Linked DNA regions of Homo sapiens: region 2 is linked to region 1. A link is a loop called in an ENCODE intact Hi-C map of the cell type or tissue named here. Cell type or tissue: gastrocnemius medialis. All regions are shown on one strand.

The links. Hi-C counts contacts between places; a loop is a spot of excess contacts. Peaks named below come from ENCODE experiments on the same cell type or tissue, not always from the same donor. Only the 100,000 strongest peaks of a DNase experiment are listed, where the experiment ranks them.
Region 2: a loop joins it to region 1, with 5 times the contacts of the local background. A loop is called at or near these places in 5 of 110 quality-filtered maps.

The regions. Positions count from the first base shown.
Region 1 is chr1:184,802,431-184,810,430 of GRCh38, reverse strand. NIBAN1 (niban apoptosis regulator 1) reads left to right here. Exons shown (of 14, transcript NM_052966.4): 10 at 2,196-2,357; 11 at 4,375-4,485; 12 at 6,739-6,846. Among named protein-coding and RNA genes, the nearest start is that of EDEM3, 52 kb to the right of the region's middle. In gastrocnemius medialis, a CTCF peak has its summit at 4,665 (motif pointing left); DNase peaks (open chromatin) are centred at 3,920, 4,670, 7,169 and 7,500; H3K27ac peaks cover 5,311 bases.
Region 2 is chr1:184,887,564-184,895,563 of GRCh38, reverse strand. It overlaps NIBAN1 (niban apoptosis regulator 1), which reads left to right. Exons shown (of 14, transcript NM_052966.4): 3 at 1,358-1,489; 4 at 5,342-5,456. Among named protein-coding and RNA genes, the nearest start is that of NIBAN1, 83 kb to the left of the region's middle. In gastrocnemius medialis, no CTCF peak of the experiment used is centred here; a DNase peak (open chromatin) is centred at 4,723; H3K27ac peaks cover 2,009 bases.

The sequences.
Region 1 (8,000 bases):
AGTATGGTCCCCAGACCAGCAGTGTCATCATCACCTGGTTGTTAAAAATGCAAATTCTCGGGCCCCACCAATGATCTACTAAATCAGAAAATCTAGGGGTAGTGCCCAGGAGTCTGTTTTAACAAGACCTCCAGAGGTTCTGGTGTACCCTACAGTTTAAGAATCACTGAAAAAGATATAAATTGGCAGCTTGGTTTTATACTTGACATATCATGATGAACATCCTTACAAGTCAGTAGATAAAACCAGATGTCTCTATTTCTTTTCCTTTATTCTTTATGCATATATACACATATATAATTGTGCATTAACAGGATCATTTTAGAAATGTTTTGGGGTTTCTTATTGCAGCCTGTTTTGTTTTACTTGTCTTCACTCTTCCCCTTCCCCAATGCCACCTCCTCCCCTCAAGCAACTCGTGTTAACAACTTAGCATATGCCATTCTGTATTTTCCCCATTCTTATCTAGCACATAAAACACACCCTTAGAGGCTAGACTTTAGATTGTCTGCTTTAAGAAAAATGGGATTATATTTTATACATTACTCTGCTTATCAGTTTCTCTTCCAAAAATACCCCATGAAACTGTTTCCAAGGTAACTGTTTTAGCTCTAAATCTTTCTTTGTAATGGCTGCATGATGTTTCATGTATGGATACACCATGATTTATTCATTCATCTCAATATTGCTGGCATTATGAATAAAGCATAATAAATTAATATTTTTATGTATACACATATATATGTATATATATATACACACACACATATATATGTGTATATATATATACACACACACATATATATGTGTATATATATATATACACACACATATACCCTGATGTATTTATTTCTATAGTATATTCTCCTAAGACAAGATAGCCAGGTTGAAAGTACATTTCTCATGTTAAAAAATGTTTCCATTGCATTTCAAAAAAAAGGATTTAAATTTTACATTTCCACTAATTGTGTATGATAAGGGCTTTCTCCCCCATACTGCTATCAGCTATAGGTGTTATCATTTGATTAAACTTTTGCCAATCTGATAGGAGCAAAGTGGGAACCCATTTTTCCTCTTCTGTCTGCTTAATTGATATTTTTTAAAAATAGACACATTCCATTTGGTGAGGAGCTGCAAGTTCCACAGCATGCTTTTGATCCTTACTTCACTTCAGTGGACCTCTCCATAACTCACTTCATAAAGGGAGCAGTATTTTCCCTTTAAAGCATAATGAGAGTGGGCCCTCTTAAAATTCCTGTTTAGAGAAATCTAGAAATCTAGATTATCTCTTCTGCGTGAGCTGAAAGTCGGACAGTGCATCTTATATTATTCATATGTAACCTGCCTCACTCCCCAGTTCTCTCTAGAGCCTCCATTTTCAGAACCTTTCTTTCTGCCTTCTTCTGCTCCACCCATTCCCCTGTTTATTTTAAACCTCCAGTATTTCCTTTAAAAAATGATTTTAAACTAAGCTTGGAAAACAGAATGCATTCTGTTGCAACAACATTTGTTGATAACACTTTAGGGCTTTAGCAGGTGAGGTATGATGCTGGAAGCCCAATGGCCTCATTGACTGAGTGCAAACTAGAGTAGGAGGGACCCCAGTTCTTCAAACTGGATACCTCTCCCAGTACAGGGCTCTGCCTATCCACTTCCCATCCACTAGCACCTAAAGCAACCTATAGCAGAGAGAAGCCCTGTGGGCCCTGGCAGATCCTCATAGAATTGTGAGGAACTCTGGCTTCCCTTCCAAAGTCCAGGAGTCCAGGGAGCATCCTGACCTCCCTGGCGTTTTTTGAGAGGAGTGTCACTCACTAAAGAAGATTTTGGAAGCCTGGGGGCCCAGCAGCAACCACGTATCAGAGCCTACCTGTCTGGTTCTTGAGCTCTGGAAGTGGGAGATTAGAGTCCATCAACAGCTTACAAAGACTGGAGTCCCCGTGGGTGCACCGCTGGGTCTTCCTCTCATCCAGTTGGTGTTTCTGCTGGTTTCTGTCCTAGCATTACAGCTACCCTAGGAACCCACTGCAGGAGGAAAATAAGACAGTTGAAGGTGTCACAGATGTAGGGATCCAAGTAGTGATTCACTTTAACAACTTGCATTTGATTGCTTAGAATGTATGTAATATGCAATATATATGCAATACCGCTCCTCATTCTGAGGGTGTTTAATGTTTCCCTTCACCAAAATGCAGCATCTAGACCGGCTTATGAATCTTCCGCTGCATTCCGTGAAGATGGAACCTTGTTATACTAAAGTCAACCTGCTTCACGAGCGCCTGCAGGATCTCAAGAGCCGCTTCAGATTCCCCCACATTGATCTGGTGGTTCAGAGGACACAGAACTACATGCAGGAGGTGGGTGTGGCAGGGGCATCCGTGGTGGATGAGGGTAAAGAGAGAGCAGAGAAATGGGTGCTGGCCAGTGAGACCAGCTGCTAGTGTAGCTCAGGGAAATACGTCGCGTCTCTTTAGCCATCATGTTGCGGGAGGACACGTTCTGTCCCTCCACTGGCTTCATCTTCCATCCATGTGGATGAACATCATAGACAAGACATAGCTCAGAAAAATAAAGTAGCATTAATTGATAACTACTTGATTTGTCAAATCAGTGCTGTAACCTTGGCTACACATTGGAATCACCTGGGGGAAATACTGATGTCCAGGCTGGCGTGCAGTGGCATGATCTTGGCTCACTGCATGCAACCTTTGCCTCCCGGGTTCAAGTGATTGTCTTGCCTCAACTTCCTGAGTAGCTGGGACTACAGGCATGTGCCACCATGTCTGGCTAATTTTTGTATTTTTAGTAGAGATGGGGTTTTTACTGTGTTGGCCAGGCTGGTCTCAAACTCTTGACCTCAAGTGAACTGCCCACCTCGGCCTCCCAAAGTGCTGGGATTACAGGCATAAGCCACCACACCCAGCCTATATGGCTACTTTTTGATAGAACTTCCCTACCCTGATTCCTACTGTTTCTAATATGCAGCCAGGATTGAGAGCCACTGGCTTAAATTAATTCCCTAACGTAATTAAGAGTAAACCAATCAATCAATCACAGCTTCATATTTGAATTTCTTGAGTCTACTTGACAGGTTTCTTTTTTTTTTTTTTCATAAGGAACCTTTTCCCCAGTAACAGGAATGAATAGCACAAACTCCTTCCGTATTATAGTGTTTCCTAAATGAATAAGGGGTACGGTCACCAAAGCTCTAAAGGACACCATGCCATTTCACACAGATATTCTGAGGAGAGATTACTGTGGGCCGGACACTGTACCAGATCCCACTTCAGGGAGCTTGAGTGAGACAAATTCTTAGATAAATTCACTACAATGTTGAAGGTATGATAAAGGTATATATTGTGGCCAGGCACAGTGGCTCACGCCTGTAATCCCAGCATTTTGGGAGACCGAGGCGGGTGGATCACTTGAAGTCAGGAGTTTAAGACCAGCCTGGCCAACATGGTGAAACCCCATCTCTACTAAAAATACAAAAAAATTAGCTGGGCATGGTGGTGCACACCTGTAGTCCCAGCTACTTGGAGGCTGAAGCACGAGACTCGCTTGAACCCTGGAGGCAGAGGTTGCAGTGAACCAAGAGTGTGCCACTGCACTACTCCAGCCTGGATGACAAAGTGAAACCGTGTCTCAAAAAAAAAAAAAAAAAAAAAGGTATATATTGGATGCTTTGGGACCACGGGCTTGGGGAAGAAAGGAGAACTTTTTTTTTCATAAAGGTTATGGGCAGGATTAAGTGATACATTTTAGCTAACTAACCCTTGAGTTGTGAGGGATGAAAGAGGAACGAGGAACAAAATTGGGCAACAGTTTAGCAGAAGTCTCTTTCGTAATACTGGACCCTGGTGACGGGAACACAGGCAAAGGTGCAGAGAATAAGATACCTGAACTACTTCTGCTTTCTGACCCATGAACATGTCAGCCACTGTCCCCACCCATCCCTGACCCTGCCTCTCTTCCCAGCCCTGCAGAGAGAGGGAGAGATAAGCTGTGGAGCGGTTTACATCTACTTAAAGTGGAGGTGCCACCAAAAACTAGTTGAAGAAGGCTCCAGCCTCATCCCTTAATCAGTGGCTGCAGGTATCAAAGAATAGGAGTGCCCACGGGAGATGACAGAATGCTTGCTCAGTCCCATGGCCTTGGGTTTTCCAACTTCTTCCTGCTCCCACTGTGACCACGTGACCATTTGTTTCACAGCCCTGGTGATGGGGTGATGTTGCCTTGGGTACCCCCACCGAATAGCAGCCGAGGGGACTCATCTCTGATGGCCCCTACTCTGCAGTCCCACTTAGCCAGGCCTGTGGGTGGTGATCCCAGCCCCTGACTGTTGTCTGTTTCTGTGTCGCTTCTGGTTTCTAGCTAATGGAGAATGCAGTGTTCACTTTTGAGCAGTTGCTTTCCCCACATCTCCAAGGAGAGGCCTCCAAAACTGCAGTTGCCATTGAGAAGGTTAAACTCCGAGTCTTAAAGGTAAAACCGTTCTCTTGTTTGTGGGAAGCATAAAAAGAGAACGTGACCCCTGTTTCTTTTGTAAAGTGGAAAATACCAAGTTCTCTCCTTGGCTCTAATCTTTCCCCACTCCTTTCTCTCCCAAGTCCAGTGACTGTCAGTCCGCTGCAGTTTCTCCAGTGTGACTTCCATGCCTCTTCTGCCATCTAGCGGCCACTGCTGGTCCTCAGCATCATTACCCACAGCTACAGGCCCCGCGTCCCAGCCTTCATAGAGATCCAACTCGACAAACACGTATTAGCTGTCCACTATAAGCACTGCATGGGATGTAAAAGTAGGCAAGGCACAGCCTCTTTCTTCAAAGAGGTTACAATATAGTAAAATCCATTAAACTGGCGAATAATTTATTGATTTTGAAAAATCAGAACCTCATGGCAAAGGAAATACTCCAAAGAAAAGAAATCTACCATATGAAATTGTTTTAAATGTACTTCAGAGTGTTTATTAAAATAGTTTTAATAATAGGAGCTTTCACATATATGTTATATTTTAAAGCCTCTTACCTGATCCCCACAAGAACTTGTGCATTAACTAGAATATTCCCCCATTGTACAGATGAGGAACTGATTCTGTAAAAGCTAATGTGACTTAATTAAGCTCAACAGGCTGATCAATGGTGAGCTTAAGGATAAACGATCATACACCTAGTCCACTAATTTTTTTTACTGCCTTCTAGTTCCCCTAAACATTGCCTTGGAACAGAAGATCAAAGTCCCACAGAGCCTAGGGGTGGTCTCTGAATTTCAGACTTGATCTTGATGCCTCACAGGCAAGAGGAAACTCTAGCAACTAAATCATTGATATTAAAAACAATATTGGGGCCGGGCACAGTGGCTCACGCCTGTAATCCCAGCACTTTGGGAGGCCGAGGCGGGCAGATCACGAGGTCAGGAGATCGAGACCATCCTGGCTAACACGGTGAAACCCCGTCTCTACTAAAAATACAAAAAACTAGCCGGGTGTGGTGGTGGGCACCTGTAGTCCTAGCTACTCGGGAGGCTGAGACAGGAGAATGGCGTGAACCTGGGAGGTGGAGCTTGCAGTGAGCGGAGATTGTGCCACTATACTCCAGCTCTGGGTGGCAGAGTGAGACTCTATCTCAAAAAACAAAAAACAAAAAAACAAAAAAAAAAACACCAATATTGCTCATGATAACACACATAATGATGAAATTGCAATGCAACTAAAAAAAAAAAGATAGTGTCAGTGTCAAATGCTTTAGCGTACAGAAAGAAAGGAAGAAAAAATGTAGAAAGGTGTTGAAATATTAGGACCTCAGGTTTCAAAGAGATTTTGAGTGCCTTTAGTTCAACTTCATATTCAGTGTTCAGCAGGTTCCCTCAAGGGGTGGTCCCACTAGTGCTCCGACACCTGCACTGGCAGGATACTTTCTACCTCTCAGGATAGCCCATTTTAGTTCTTGACAGCAAGAACATGCTTTCTCATGTTAGGCCAAAGTTCTCACCACTGGTTATTCCAGTTCTACCCCCTTCATTCATAACCTTCTTCCACGTGGCAGCCTTTGGTTGTTTGAATAGAGTTATAACTTGCCCTAACTTATTATCTCCAGTATAAACACCTTCATCTCTTTAACTATTCTTCACTTGGCCTGACCATTCTTCTCGCTGCCTATGACTATACTCTTATTTATCTGTGATCCCCTTGAAGTGAGATCCACAATTAAATCCTGGTCTCCATGTTGGGATGTCCAATGCAGAACAGACAGAATCGTCATCTTTCTTGTTCTGGATACTGAACTTCTTTGGTTAACATGTCACAGTGTTAATGGAGCCACTAGCCAGGCCTTCTCTTCCCTTGTTCAAATCATTACAACCCACTGACCCTGGTTTGAAGATGTGGAGTAATAGATGATCATGGTTTCCATGGACCTACCTGGGACAGGAGTAATAAAATACAAACTCACCCCCCAGTTCTATCCCCAACTTCTTTATAATGCAGAACTCACCATTCTGTTTTGATCTTGCCTCAGTTTCCATACCTGTAAAAGGTAAGAGTGAGATGGGTCATTATCAGTTATAACCTGTGCCTGCAGTGTGAGGGAATTACATGGAAAGATCTCTGAGGCCTTGGAAATACAAGAGTTCTCAGACATTAGGAGGAAAAGAGAGGTGAAGTGGGTGGCTGAGTTTTTTGAGTAAACATAAGTCAACAGATTGTAATGTTACTATTTAACATATGTTTCTTTATTGACAGCAATATGATTATGACAGCAGCACCATCCGAAAGAAGATATTTCAAGAGGCACTAGTTCAAATCACACTTCCCACTGTGCAGAAGGCACTGGCGTCCACATGCAAACCAGTAAGGGGATGAGTTACCCTAAAGAGCTTGCTCTTCTTACCTCTGAAGTTCAAACAAGTTCTTTTGTGATGTGTACTGGCAAACAGCAGACTAGACCAGGGAGGGATTGGCAGACATTTTTGTAAATGGTCAGATAGTAAATATTTTAAGCTTCATGGACTGCACTATTTCTGTTGCAACTATTCAGCTCTGCTGTTGTAGCACACAAACAGCCATTGACTATATATAAACAGACTTTATTTGCAAAAACAAGATGCTAGCCAGATATGCTGACCCCTGGACTAGACAAAATCTCAAAGGGCAGTGATCTGAATTTGAGCCAAACTAGGGGTTGACATAGAATACCTAAGGATACCAGGTGTTTCTCATTATAGTATGACTCATAGGTCCAACGTGTCCTCTGAAACTTGACCACTGTATCCAAAAAAGATATTAGCTAACATAATTACAGGATATTTGTTCTGTTAAATCCAGCAATGTTGTTTAATGAAATCAATGAAACCACTTAAAACCTCTACAAACATTGAGCATCCAGTGAGAACCATGATTGCGAGGGTGTGACTTCATCTGTAGAGCAGAGCAATGGGCCAGCAGAGACTGAAAACAGCTCTGGGAGGAGGTATTATTTATATCCTCATGGTACAAATGAGGAAACCTGAGTGGTTAAGCCACTGAGCCGAGGCCACAGACCTGGTGACCACCAGAGTGTGAACCCAGTTCTTGCTTACCTAAAACATGATAGGCACTCAGAAAATGGTATCAAGTACTACTACCACTATTATTATTACTACTTCTACATTTCAAAAATAATCTATTAACCTGAAGCAAGGCCTGCTCCGTTTTGGAGCAAATGATAAAGAGGTTTTTGGAATTTAAAAAAGGGCTTTTTGGCAGCTCGGAGAGTCTCCAAGCACTGGAACGTTAAAATCCTTTGCATAAGTTATTTTACTGCAACATGTCATTGGTCATTTTTATAGTCTGTAAGTGCTGTTTTCCTTCACATCCTCATAGCGTATTAGATATATTTGGCATTTATTTGTGGGGCATATTTCTTTCATAGGAAAGGATTTGATTAAGCCAAGGGATTGACCTTTGGCCTTACATGGCAGAACAGTTCAGCAGCCAAATGATGATGGTGTCCACTGCTAGGTGGG
Region 2 (8,000 bases), 85 kb before region 1:
AAAATAAAAAAGAAGGGGTTTCAAGAGAGAATAAGTGATAAGTGAGTCACATAATGCTGAGAAGTTAACCAATATATTTAGCAGCATGAGTACATAGGGATAAGTGATTGCTTTCCCTCATAAAACAGTGATCTCAAAATTTAGGGAGCTTGTTAAAATGCACATTATGGCCCACAGCTCCAGAGATTCTGATATAGTAAGTCTATCGTGAGGCCCCATTTTTAACAAGCTTATCAGTTGATTAAGTGGTCCAGGTTTTAAGAAAAGCTGCACATAAGAACTATGAAGTTCAGCTTATGCCATGGTTTCAGTTTCATTTAAAGAGAAGAGATTCTCTCTTACCTTTTAATGAGGCAAGATAGGGGACTGCCGCATTATCTGTCTCCTATCTTGCCTCATTAAGCACTGGAATTTGGAAGGGAATTTGTTTCATCCCTTAGATTATTCTTAAAAGAGATTGGCATATCTATTTTTTTTCTGTATAGCTCATTTAAAATTTTACTTGAAAGTAGAGGGGTAAGTTTCTGAAGGCACTATGATTTTTTAATAAAGGGAAAATAGATGTAAACTCAGTGACATGTAAAAGAAAAGAGGCCCATTTGTATATTTTGAAATAATATGAAAATTACACAATGAAGCCGGATGGGAATTATCCTTACACAGTTAATCCAATGGAAGATGTAACTAGGAATCTAATGGAAATGCCCGCACAGCACATATATCACCACAGTTAATAAGAAATCCTCAAACTTTTCAGTAGAAGCGGTGGAACTCAGGTGTTCTGGCTTGATACCTGCTTGTTCTTTAACCAAATAGCAAACATGATCTCCTTGAGTAGCATGGAGAGGGGTCCCCATGGCTTTGGGTTTAGGAAAACCATTGAGAATTGGAGGCAGCATCGGCAGGTGTAATGGATAGGGGAACGGTCTGTTAATTCTCCCGCTTTGCGGGGATTAACCCTGAGTCATGTTCAGGGTGTCCAGGTAGGTATCCACACTTACACTTTCCTGCCTCACTCCCTCTCTCCCATAGAGTTTATCAAGCATTTATTGAGTGCCACATGCATGCAAGGCATAATAACCTTATTACTATAATTCCTTCTACCATATGCTTCTGTTCCTATAGCATAATAGAGGGAAATGAAAATCATAAAAATACCAATAAGACAAATATTTACATTGGGTCAAGTGGAGTAGGAAAGGGAAATTGTGGGGGGAGAGGAGGAAGCAACAGTTTCCCCAGGATCTCAGTGGAAGATAGTTTCCTAAACTATTCCTTGAAATAGCATGGATAACTTTGTGGTAACAAGGTGTGTTATCTTTTGTTGTGATAGTTAATTGTATTCATCTTCTTTAAGCCACCATTGGCGCCTGGAACTATTTTGTATGAAGCAGAGCTATCACAATTTTCTGAAGACATAAAGAAGTGGAAGGAGAGATACGTTGTAGTTAAAAATGATTATGCTGTGGAGAGCTATGAGAATAAAGAGGTAAGACACTTCTTTGTTACTACTGATTCTTACACTGTTCTTAAAAGTTTGGCTCGGTTGATTGGTGTGCCCTCTCCTTCCTACAAGGCTATACTAACAAAATCAGCATGGTACTGGTACAAAAATAGAGACTGATTCATTCAATAAGCACTCATTCATGTAGGTATCTATTTCAGCTAACAGATACTGATTGAATGCCTACTGCATACCAAGTGTTATACAAGGTTCTGGGTATACAGCAGTTGATAAGACAGATGCTTGCCGTCTAGTGGCAAGATAGACTTTGAACAAGTGATTGCAAGTGAGTATGAAGACAGAAGGACCAGTATTTGGCATGGGAGCCTTTCCTATGATCATTCAGCCTTGAGGTCTTTCTCAGCCACCATCCTGACATCTCTGCTCTATGTCTCTGTCTTCCCACTCTGAAGCCCTGTGCATGACAGGTGGCTCAGGAGTTATTTCATAGGTTGCTATTAAATTTGAATCTGCCTGGGTTTTCCTGGGTTCCTAGGAATTCAGAATGCCTCACATACTTTATTTCCATGGAGGTATTTTTTTTTCATTTAACTTTTTTCTGGTTATTTCACTATTTTCCTTGTCTGTAAAATGTGGAGAAAGTGAGATAATGGGTGTAAAGCATTCAGCCCCTGGGAGGACTTTAGTTTTTATTGGTTCCCATTTCTTTCCTTATGTAGGAAGGTAGTGTGGTATAGGGGAAAGAATAGCAGGCAGTGAATTTGGCAAACTAAAGGTTAGGTCAAGTTGTGCCATTAACTAGAAATGAACCTGTTGACAAGTGACTTCTTGCCTTCAGTCCTCAATTAAGCTAAACAGTTAGGTCAAATGATCCCACTATCCTCCCAGATCTCATACTGTACACATTTTTTAGTCTGCATAGACCCTCAAGCTCCCTTTGAAATGAACAGCTACTATTTATCAGTGAACGACAGTAACAGATTTAAAACTCTGCTCTCTGGCCTCTAAGCTCAAGAATAGTCAAGATGGCGAGGTGCAGTAGCTCATGCCTGTAATCCCAGCACTTTGGGAGGCCAAGGCAGGTGGATCACCCGAGGTCAGGAGTTAGAGACCAGCATGGCCAACATGATGAAACCTCATCTCTACTAAAAATACAAAAATTAGCTGGGCATGCTGGTGCATGCCTGTAGTCTCAGATACTCAAGAGGGTGAGGCAGGAGAATCACTTGAACTCGGGAGGTTGAGGTTGCAGTGAGCTGAGATCACCCCAATGCACTCCAGCCTGGGTGACAGAGTGAGACTCTATCTCAAAAAAAATAAAAAAAGAGTAGTCAAGATAGTCTTCACAGAGCACTGTGAGGACTACACCTGATGCTAGGAAGAGGCTTCAGACTGACAGACCAATCTGTTTCCTTCCCATTTCTGATGGAAAATAGAAATAAAATATACTACAAACTTATTTCACAGGCTACCAGGCAAAGCTCAAGTGCTCTCTTGGGTAGACTTACTCTTTTCAACATTTATTAAGCTAATATTTTCTCTGCTTATCAATATTAGGATTTTATTCAACACTTAATTTGTACTCAGCAACAAAGTATCAATACACTACAAATAGTGATGATAATAACAAGACACCTTATGTTTTGTATGACTCATTACAACGTCCTTTCAGAGGAGCTTGAGGAGGGACAGTGTAGCATAATATGGTTCATACTATGGGCTTTGACTCATACCTTTACCACTTACTAGATAGGCGCCCTTGCCTAAGCTATAAATCTTGAGCCTCAGTTTTCTCATCTGTAAAATGAGATCTGCGTGATTTCTTTGCCATGGTGTTGAGAGGAGTAAGTGAATGAATGTACGGAAGCATTTAGCATATGGCTGGGCCTGTGGTAAAGCTAGAGCTGGGTGTGGAGCAGTTGCTGGTATGATTACTACTAACCCATTGGGAAGAAACAGCCCTAGATCTTGTTCTTGGATTTATTAAAGTTTTTCACTGCATTTAACACTAACTGAGGTTTCATTTTGAATCAAATGTTGGTGTTTTTCCTCTTTTCACTTATTTCAGCTTGCTCTCTCAGCTTGCAGTTTGTACATTGCACTGCTTTTTCTTTGTTCATCGTTTTTAACTGAACCTGTTCAAATTGTTAAGATATGGTGACTTAATTTGGTAATAACCAAGTGTTTTTTGAAACTTGGAATTCTTTTAAAGTCCACGCAGTTTGTCATAATTTCTTGAAGTTTTAATAATATCTTCTTTTTTTAATTTATGGAAGTATCTTATAAAATTATATCTAAGAATTATGCATTAAGTACCTGTAAGTCATCTATTATTTTATTTAGAGTCCAATTCTGGCTGGCAATTAAACAGGAAAAGTAAAACATTCTCACTTGATAATCAGTTTCTATTTTGTGTGCACTGGGGCTGGACAGGCATGAATATAAATCCTGGATGTGTCACCTACTCACTGCTGGGCCATGGGCAAGTTATTCAGTCTCTTTGAGCTTCATGTTTCCCATTTGAAAAATGGAGATAACATGTAATGCATAGTACTGTTTTGAGGATTAAGTGGTATAATGCTTATAAAAGCCAATATTGGGGCCTGTTATAACTAGTAATACAATTCACTTTTGAGTCCAGTCTAAATCAAATTGCTTGTAAATCTTCTTAATATCATACAAGTTTAGATTCTTCTCTCAACATTATTGTTTCACTATAATGTAGCTCTGTGGGAGTTCTTAGAGCTGTAAGGTATTATTTCATGGGGAGCCCTCAATTATGTATAGATCCTCCTTCCTGGGTTAATCATTTATTCAGAAGAGTCCTCCAATCGTCTTTCTTAGGATGAATAGGTCAGGCTGCCAGAATTCTGTGTTAGTGGGTATATTCTGGTTCCCTCACATGCTTAAGCAGTTGATTAGTCGTTGTTACAAGTAATTTAGATATCTGAGAGTTTGTTTCATTTGGATCTCTTCACTATCTTATTGCTGCAGAACGTGTTATCGTTACTCTGATTATGTTGGTCAGATCAACATTATTTAGTCATTTCCAAGAGTAAATTCTAGATTTTGGGTCTCAAACTTTCTTAGTTTCAATTCTCAACTTGCCTTTAGATTACTAGTTTCAGAATTTTGCCTTGACTTAAGCCCTCCCGTCAGATGCACATACTTAAATGTTATCTTATCTGCATGTCCTTGTGGGCATAGGTGCTTACCAAACTGCTTTGGCAATGCCCTGTGCCTCTTTTCTGTGTCTCAAATAGCAGAGCTTCTTGTCTGCTGGCCAGCATTTGTTCTGATGTCACAGTGCTGTACTTCCATCTCAACCATTTTGCTGCAAAACAGTTTCACATCTGAGGGCAAAATAGTGGCATATTTTATGCCAACATTTTCATGTTTTGATGAAAATCCATGGTAACTATCATTGCAGCTACGTGTTCCACAGTCTCATTAGTCATCCTATGTGGCCCACATCAGTCACCAAGCATTCTGTGCAGTATTTGTGTGATCGTCACCTTTGTGGTTATTATCAGAATGATTTAGTTGTTAGCATCTGAAATGGCAAATGTGGTGCAGACTTTCAGGGTTACTGAGATTATGTTTTCCACATTCGAGAACATACCTAGGGTAAATCTCCCTGAGATTAGGGACTCTGATTTACCATGTTGTGACTGTCACATGAAAGTATTAAAATATTACCTTGCCATTAGCAGGTATTCAAAACATATTTTTTGAGTAAATGACTATAACTCAATAACATAGTATGGGGATTGCTATCTCTGAATGTCTGAATCTGTCTATTTGTTATATCCCTGATATTTTCCAAAAATCAAATGGGGAAAAAGATATCATTCCTGTGTGCCTTTCCCTCCCCAGGCCTATCAGAGAGGAGCTGCTCCTAAATGTCGAATTCTTCCAGCCGGTGGCAAGGTGTTAACCTCAGAAGATGAATATAATCTGTTGTCTGACAGGCATTTCCCAGACCCTCTTGGTGAGTTGCTGATCATTCTTTTCCAAGGCAAAATGACTAAGCTTCTTTGTTTAGCTGGAGCAGTGTTTCTCTGTGAAGGAGAGGGATTTCCCTCCAGGGACATTTGGCAGCATCTGGAGACATTTTTGTTTGTCACAATTGGAATCGGGGTGCTATGGCATTTAGTGAATAGAGGCCAGGGATGCTACAAAACATCCTACCATGCACAGGACAGACCCTAACAAGGAAGAGTTATCTGGTACAAAGTATCAGTAGTGCCAAGGTTGAGAAACCCTGGGCTAGTCACTCATGTCCCATAGACAAGTGGAAGATGTGATTTCTCTAGTTGAGGAAAACATTTTACCACTTCCATTATTTCTAATCCCATTCAATAATACACAGTCAGTCTCTGTGTTTCTAGCACATGGAAAATGTGCTGTCAGCCAGGTATCTTGAAGCTTTTGGAATATATTGCAGGCTTTGATAGCACTCCACAAGGCAGCAGAAATAAACAGGTAGGGCCCAGTCCATGAAATATACAATCCCATCTTCTAGTAAGCAAGCCTGGACCTGTCAGGGAATACTATTTTTCTAATTTTAGGATGATATGCAACTAAATACCCTAAATAGACAAAAAACCTTTTAATAAGTGTTACAGTAACTCATAGCTACTGTGAAAAAAAAAAGCATTGCATTAATTTGCATATCTATAAATAAAGCTGGGATGCTGCCATGGAAAGATAATTGGGAGATTGGATTTTTATCTAGTTCTGGCTGTGCCACTTACCAAATGCTTTAGCTTAGCCGGCTGCTGAACAGCTCTGGTTTCTGTTTCTCCAACTCAAAAACAGGGCTTTGAACTTAAAAACCTAGAAGGGTCTTTCTAGGTCTAACCTTCTTTGATTCTCATTCATTCCACTTTTTACATGTGGAGAAATGATGGATAATATATAGACTAAATAAGGCAATTCATAGAGATTCATGAAGTGTGGATAATGTAATAACTCCATTTGGCTTTGCATAAATCATACTACATAGTAATTACTTGGTTCTTGAAGAGAGCCCTGGTTCTTATTAACGGACATAATAATTTCATTAGAATTTATGGAGAAAAACATAATCATTTTATCAATTGTTATTTCGGTGCTGAGTGCTTAACATAGTGTTTTTAATAACACAATTACAGGATTGGTACATGGACCATAAACTAAGATTAACAAATTATTACTAAGTAATTCATGCTAAAACAACACTTTATGTGCACTATGCATATTATTATATTTTCTTTTACATCTACTTATATGCCCTTGGCAGTGGAGCTGCAGCTAGAAATGGGAATACCAACATGTTGACTCATCCAAATCTCTCTAAAACTTTCCAATGAAATCAGCCAGAAGAGACAATATGTTTATTGATTTATTGCTGTAATCATATTGGAGGGAATGAAAAGGACTAAAAAACACAAGTCCTGTGTGATTAATCCCAGTTGGCCCAAGGCTTCAGATTGGGGCATTTTAATGACTTTTTAAAATTGTGTGTTGTGACCTTCTGACTTTTAAAATAGAATATTCTACAGTAGATCAGTTGTGATATTCTTGTAACTCAGAAAAAATTCACTGATGGCATCTGGAAAATTGTTGTAAAAGGTTGAGAGATAACTAGAGGCTAAAAGGAATGAATTTTATGGGTTTGTTGAGGCTTTTTAAATGCAAAGGATCAATGTTGCTTTTGGTTGCTTGTACAAAATTATGACATTCTTGGAGAGGGCAAGGAGGATTGTTTGATAGAACCATGTCAGTCAAGAAGACTGACTCTGTGATATTATTTCTACCAGAAAGAATAAAGGCATAATAAAGATGGGATGCTTATGAATAAGTGCATTTCTTGGAAAAAGCACTAGAGGCTTATGAATAAGTGCATTTCTTTTTCTTTTTTCTTTTGAGACAGAGTCTCACTCTGTTGCCCAGGCTGGAATGCAGTGATGTGATCATGGCTCACTGTAGCCTCGACCTCCTGGGCTCAAGTAATCCTCCCACCTCAGACTCTCGAGTTGCTGGGACCACAGCTACATGCCACTATGCCCAGAAAAACAAAACAAGCAAAAAAACAAACAAAGAACTGCAGAGACAATGGTCTCACTCTGTTACCCAAGTTGGTCTTCAACTCCTGAGCTCAAGTGACCCTCCTGCCTTGGCCTCCCAAAGTGCTGGGATTATAGGCATAAGCCACCATGCCTGGCCAATAAGTGTATTCTTTACAGAGTGTTCAGCTAAGTTGATACAGAAAAAAATGCCCCCGTGTTTTGTTAAAGTAATTCACTTGTTTGGCATTTTACTGGTTAGAATCTCATTTACTGCATACAATAAAAAACTCAAAGTTTTATTATCTCACTAAAGATATTTCGATATTAGTTCAGGGCTGGTGTGGACTAAATTTGTCTGAAGCTCAGGCTCTTTCTTGCTTTCTCCCCCTTTATTTCTAGGTTGTGGCCCCTTTTGGCAGGGTCCAGGGTGGCTGCTGAGCTCCTACCATAGCATTCTCATTCCAGATAATAGGGAGGAGAAA